2 separate regions of the Homo sapiens genome follow, and region 1 is linked to region 2. A link is an interaction called in ENCODE POLR2A ChIA-PET data of the cell type or tissue named here. Cell type or tissue: CD4-positive, alpha-beta T cell. All regions are shown on one strand. Links, peaks and the distances in the headings refer to the core of each region. The heading gives the core; the rest is flanking DNA.

Evidence for each region. ChIA-PET counts read pairs that join two places held together with the same protein. Peaks named below come from ENCODE experiments on the same cell type or tissue, not always from the same donor. Only the 100,000 strongest peaks of a DNase experiment are listed, where the experiment ranks them.
Region 1: POLR2A ChIA-PET joins it to region 2 with 5 read pairs; 2 of 35 experiments call an interaction of 5 or more read pairs at or near these places.

Annotation. Positions count from the first base shown.
Region 1 is chr5:72,671,320-72,674,234 of GRCh38, reverse strand. All of the region lies in intron 7 of TNPO1-DT (TNPO1 divergent transcript), which reads left to right. Among named protein-coding and RNA genes, the nearest start is that of TNPO1-DT, 140 kb to the left of the region's middle. In CD4-positive, alpha-beta T cell, for the core only: no CTCF peak of the experiment used is centred there; no DNase peak of the experiment used is centred there.
Region 2 is chr5:72,846,430-72,849,344 of GRCh38, reverse strand. TNPO1 (transportin 1) reads right to left here. Exons shown (of 25, transcript NM_002270.4): 2 at 847-960. Among named protein-coding and RNA genes, the nearest start is that of MIR4804, 31 kb to the left of the region's middle. RefSeq lists enhancers at 157-336, 1,137-1,376 and a silencer at 447-786. In CD4-positive, alpha-beta T cell, for the core only: no CTCF peak of the experiment used is centred there; DNase peaks (open chromatin) are centred at 654 and 1,234; H3K4me3 peaks cover 1,326 bases; H3K27ac peaks cover 447 bases.

The DNA of each region.
Region 1 (2,915 bases), core at 276-2,775, 180 kb after region 2:
TGGAACTTGAGGTTATTATGTTAAGTGAGATAAGCCAGGCACAAAAAGATAAATCTCACACGTTCCTGGTTACATGTGGGAGCTAAAAAATGTGATCACATGCAGGTAGAGAGTGGAAAGATAGATATCAGACTAGGAAGGGTGGGTGCTGGGGAGAGGGAAGGGTGAAGAGAACTGGGTTGTAGGGTATAAACATATAGTAAAATAAAAGGAATAAATTCAATGCTTGATAGTAGAGTAGGATGACTATACTTAACAAAAGTTGTCACTTGTCATCCTGGCTGTACCAGCTGAAACTTACTAACTTGCCTGCACCTCAGTTTTTTCATTTATGAGGAACTGCATCACCCCCATGAGATCTTGGAGCCCTCTTCTAGCCTGGACATTTGCTGAAGAGCACAGATTCTTTCATGAAACTGGCACCTGCAGCTGTCAGCTTTTGATTTATGGTTTAGAACACAATTTGCCCTAAGTACTTTTAAACACAGATTTTATTTTAGCTTGAGTGTTTTATAGGACTCTTGTGTAGCTACTCTACTCAAGTAGAGTCTTGTCTCACCTTGGAGATATCACTGAGACTGATATCTTGGAGAAAGCCTATGTAGAACCCTGGGGTTTGAATCCTCAGAGTCGATAGTGACATTAGAAGGGAAGGCTTGGTTTGGGGACTGCTGTTTTAATCCTCTCCCTTTCTTCCTTTCACTCTCTCTCCTTCCCCTGATTTCTGCTTGCCTACTTTCTCCCTCATTCCCTTCTTTCCACAAATAAATATTTATTGACCATTTACAATATGGTGTGGAATGCAGTGGTGAACAAAACAAATATGGTCCTAGTCTTTAAAAAGCTGACAATCTAGTGAGGGAGACAGATACTAAACAAATATAACATGTGCAGATCTGTGTCATAACATATTGGCACAAGAAATGACACATCATTTTTTAAAAAAATCAAATTAAGTTTAGCTTGCACAGATAATTATTTAGTCTAAGGGATACAAATATGTTTCTGGGTAGCCTGTTTCCCTTCCCTGGGGTTTGCAAAATCCAGGAGTTTATGAACTCCAAGGAATTAAGAAATACAGGAAACTTGAGAAAAGGCCTCTGGTCTTTAGGCCATCAACTGGCTGTGCAATGATCTCAGTCCAAGCCTCCAGTGTCCACTGGGAGGTCAGAGACTCTGCTGCTCCAGGCACCCACTCTCTTGGAGCCACATGCTATATTGATTTATGGTAATTCACTTGGAAATACTTCAGTTCGAGGAGTGTGATGTAAGTACAAACAAGTTAATCTGAACCAACACCTTGAAGTTGGTTAAGTAATAAAAGAGATGTTAGAAATAATTTTTGGGTAGGTGATATTAGTGGTATTTAAGATATCTCTTGGTTAGGAGTGATGTAGCAAGAGCTGTAGCCCTGGTAGGAATAAAATATTAAAAGCTCAAGCTTGATAATTTGAGCTGGTAGTCCTTCCTTCTCCAGTTCACAGAGGATCCTGTTGACAGTTTCTAACATTAGAAGAATCCTAACAGTCACCAAAAGGTCCCTGACCGTCACAGTCTGATCAAGTTAGCCTAGATCTCTTTCTCATATGCTTGGCCAATAGTGTTTTATATATTTATTTAAATTGACAGGTAAAAATTGTAAATGTCTGTGGTGAACAACATGATGCTTTGATATATATAAACATTGTGGAATGCCTAAGTCAAGCAATTTAACTTATGCATTGCCTTGCATACTTTCACTTTTTGTGCTGAGAATACTTAAAATCTACTCTGTTAGCAATTTTCAAATATTCAATGTACTGTTATTAACTGTAGTCACCACGATGTACAATACATCGCTTGAACTTATTCCTCCCATCAATAATGTCTTGATTGAGGTCCACAAGGCCAGAGTGCATCATGCCCATGACATAATGCCATGTAGGCTCCCCAATGGAGATGGTGCCATCTGGGAAAGGCTGTGTGGGATGAGGCATCTGTCCCCGACCCGCCTGGGACTGACCACACCTCTATTCTTTGTCACCTGCTCCTTCAGTTGCTCCCTTTTCAGATGATCTAGTTCTACATGTTTTGAGATGTAGAATTTAACACATGGTGGACTAAATCTAAAGTCTCTGTGTTCTGCCCTGGGGAAAAGGAAACCTCTCACCACCTTGTGAGGGGAGGGCTTAACACCAATCAGACTTTCTTCTTGGGCCCACTGCTGAGAAAAGACAGCCTGGGGTAATTTCTCAGTCAAGTTATTCTGCTACACAAATAATTACACAAATAACAATTTTAGTTTTAACTTTAATTTCTCTGAATTGTCTATCCACGTTGAGTTAGCTATTTTTGAAGGTCTGATAGAATCTACTTGTTAGGACTTTTCCTGAAAGACATGAGAGAAATGGCAAATGAAACCCTAGACATGAGAATTTTTTTTTGTTTCGGCATACATACACTGAAGGATTCAGGGTAAGCGTATTTCAAAGAAATCACCAATGTCCTTGAGGTAGTAATGATGATTCTAAGGAGAATAATGTAAAAAGTTGAATGTTACATGCATTTACATTGTTCTCTAAGCAATTGGTCTAGATCGGCCCTGGTGGGATATTTTGCTTTCTGAAACCATGCTCACCCACACATACATATTGCAAAGCATAACAAAATCCTTTCAAAGAAGACAAAGCATGATCTTCTGGGTTTTGCACTCCAATGAGTCTATAGTACATAGTACACAGAGATACTTTCTTTTTCTTTTGGCTATACAAACAGAAGGAATCTAGCACTTTGATGAAAATACCAGACTTCTGCTCTGCCTAGAGTGTACACATTTTCCCTGTGGATTTTTCCTCAGTTGAGATGATGAAAACATTGAACCAGAAAAAAACAAAACAAAACATCAATTTATGCTTCCATTTGATGTCCTGCAAAAT
Region 2 (2,915 bases), core at 130-2,629:
TTTACTGCATCCAGTAAGAGCTCTCCATTTGAGCACGGTTTAGGGCACTACAGAAAGCATACGTGGTAGAGTTTTGGTTCTCTTAACCTTTCCTGTCTCTAAAACCGTAGCAACAGGATCACTACACCAGCACACTCGGTAAAGACCTACATAATTGTGCAGTCAGCCTTGAGCCAAAGCTTTAAAAAGAAAATCTCACTTGGGTGACAAGGAGTTCGCAACAGGTGTTAACACCAGTAACCCCAGGGTGAGGCACAGAGACCCCTTTCCCCCACCTGTAGGTCCCCAGCCTTTTTAGGGCAAGGACGTGGAAAAACCCCCAAGACCCACACAGCTGCAGTTCAAACCCCGCGCCAGCTCCACCCATTTCTGGCCAGTCAGGCGGCGAGCTCCGCCGCGCACAGAGCGCCCTCCACCCGGCCTCCCGCTCGGCCTGCCACCCCCACCCACGGGGCGCATTGTGTGGGCCCGGGCCGCTCCCGCCCGCCCGCTCCCTACCCCCGCGGCAGGTCAGCGGCGGGCGGGGACGTGGCGGCCCGGCCCGCGCACATGTCGCGATCCCGGGCGGCGGCCGGGGGCCCCCGCCTCCTGCGCGCCGGAAGCCGGTGGCCTTGGCGGCGTGAGCCCCACGCGGCGGCGCCCCCGGCCCAGGCACCAGGGCCGCGTGCGCGAGTCGCCCGGCAGGGGCAGCGGCGGCTTCCCCCGCGCCCGGACCCAGGGAGGAGGCCGGTCTCGGAGGATGGGGGAGGGGCAGAGGCGGAGGCGACGGGAGCCCCCGGCCGCCGGGGGCTGGGCCGCAGCGCGGGGCGAGCTGCGCGGGTGGCGGCCAGGCCTCGGAAAGGATACTTGTTGCACGGTTCTCTGGATGGTGGTGTCTGGGGACTGGGACTCCTTCAACAGCTGCAGGATTTGCTGAAGCCCTTGCTCGTCAGGTTTCCACTCATACTCCATCTTGGTTTGCTGCAAATAAAGCCAGACACAGGAAGAGACGGAGCAACTGTTACTCCCGGTGCACAGGCCCAGAGGCTTCCCGCGCGCAGCTGACCCGTTCTCCCCGCCACCACAACCCCAGCGCTCCCCAAACGCCGCGGACCTGCCTGAGGTGCCCCGAAGGAAGTCACGGACAGTGAAACCCGGCGGAACTGCTCCTGGCAGCCCGGCCGCCAGCGTCTGCTGCTGCTGCCGCCGCGGCCGCCGAGCGCAAGGAGCCGACCAGACTGAGTCACCGCGAATTTGCAATCTGGCCCCAAGATCCGCTCACGGGAGCCCCCTGGGTCCTAGTGCCACGCAGTTTTCTCCAACCCAACCCATCTCTAATTCCGTCCAGATTACTACTGACTTAAGGGCTAATAAAAAGTCAAGTCCTTATCAAAACCCCTGCGAAACACCTGAAGAGATCTGTTTTGGGTATATTATTTTACATACACATGGTGAATTAACGAAAAATGATTGAAATAGGGTAAAAAGGTTGTTAATTTCCCTGACAGTTCAGCAATAATTAGAAGCAATAAAAATGTTTACATTTCAATTTGATATATAAGGCACTAAAAAGTCTAAAATATTGATGCAGTCGCAACCCAGACCTCGAAAACCATTATATGCAACATTTGCAGAACTTGACTTAAAAAAAATTGCATTTCTGCATAAACTTCAACTTTTGAACTCCTATTAAGGGAAATAAATTCCATTATGAAATAACTACATTCCAAAAGTAAGGACTTTGGGTCGAAGGAAACACAATAAAAATGATGTAATTTTACAACTGGGTAGTGTTTAATTCCATTAAAGTATTTTCACATACTACATTTTCTCATTTGATTTTCATTACAACCTAGTGAGGTATTATTTGCCTCCATGTGGCAACTAAAGCTAAAAAAGATCTGAGCAAACAACCACACTTAATCAGTGAAGACTGAGACACGAATATAGGTTTTTAAAGCTACTATGAGTTGCATCTGCTACAGTCAACTGAAGCTATTAATGACATTTTTCACTAAAACTAAATGCTTAAACAAAAACAACAAAATGTAAGTATCAAGCATGACTTATTTGTAAAAACCAAACAGTTTGATAAAGGAGAGGATTTTTAACATGAAAAGTCCCTTGCTAGTAGGGGCTTAAAAAAACTACTACCTTTCCACCTCTCTAGTTAGCTTTTTCTTTCTTTTTAAAAATGCCTTTTCCTCTCTCTTTCACTCTTATTTTTCTGCTTAATAGCCTGTAATCTGACTTTGCTCACCAAGTTCTAATGACTTCGTAAATGGCCCAATCTAATAAACTGTTCTTAAACAAAAAAAAACTCAAAACAAAATCACCACCATCTGGACATAAAATGTATTAATACTGTAGTGCTTTTATTCTAGTCTTCATTCTATGTGTTTTTATGCACATTATATTTTATAATAATGGGATTGTCCTGTTTCTTGCCTGACTTCGTATATCATTAAATATTTATTGAAAATATTTCAATAAAAAGTGAATAGTATTCCATTGTACCACTGTCATTTTTATACACTTTTATTTGATACAATATAGACACAACATTGTACAAATGATAAGCATATGATCCATAGATGGATTTTTACAAAGTGAACCCATCTGTGTAACCAACACCCAGCTCAAGATAGAGATCGCTGAGTATGAAGAGGTTTCTTTTGTGTCCAATCCCAGCCATCAACCCTTCCTAAAGTAATCCCCAGTATAATTTCTATCACTATAGATTTCTCCCCTTCCCTCTCTTAACTTCAGAAACTTTTAAAAAACTACAAATATTATAATAAATCAAACAACATGGTTGTATAAGACAAGTTAATTCAATCCTATCTCCAGGCTCCCTAGAGAACCCGTTTTAACAGTTTTATGTGAATCTTTCTACATTCTAATCTCACATATATTTTTCCTCTTTTTTTAAGATC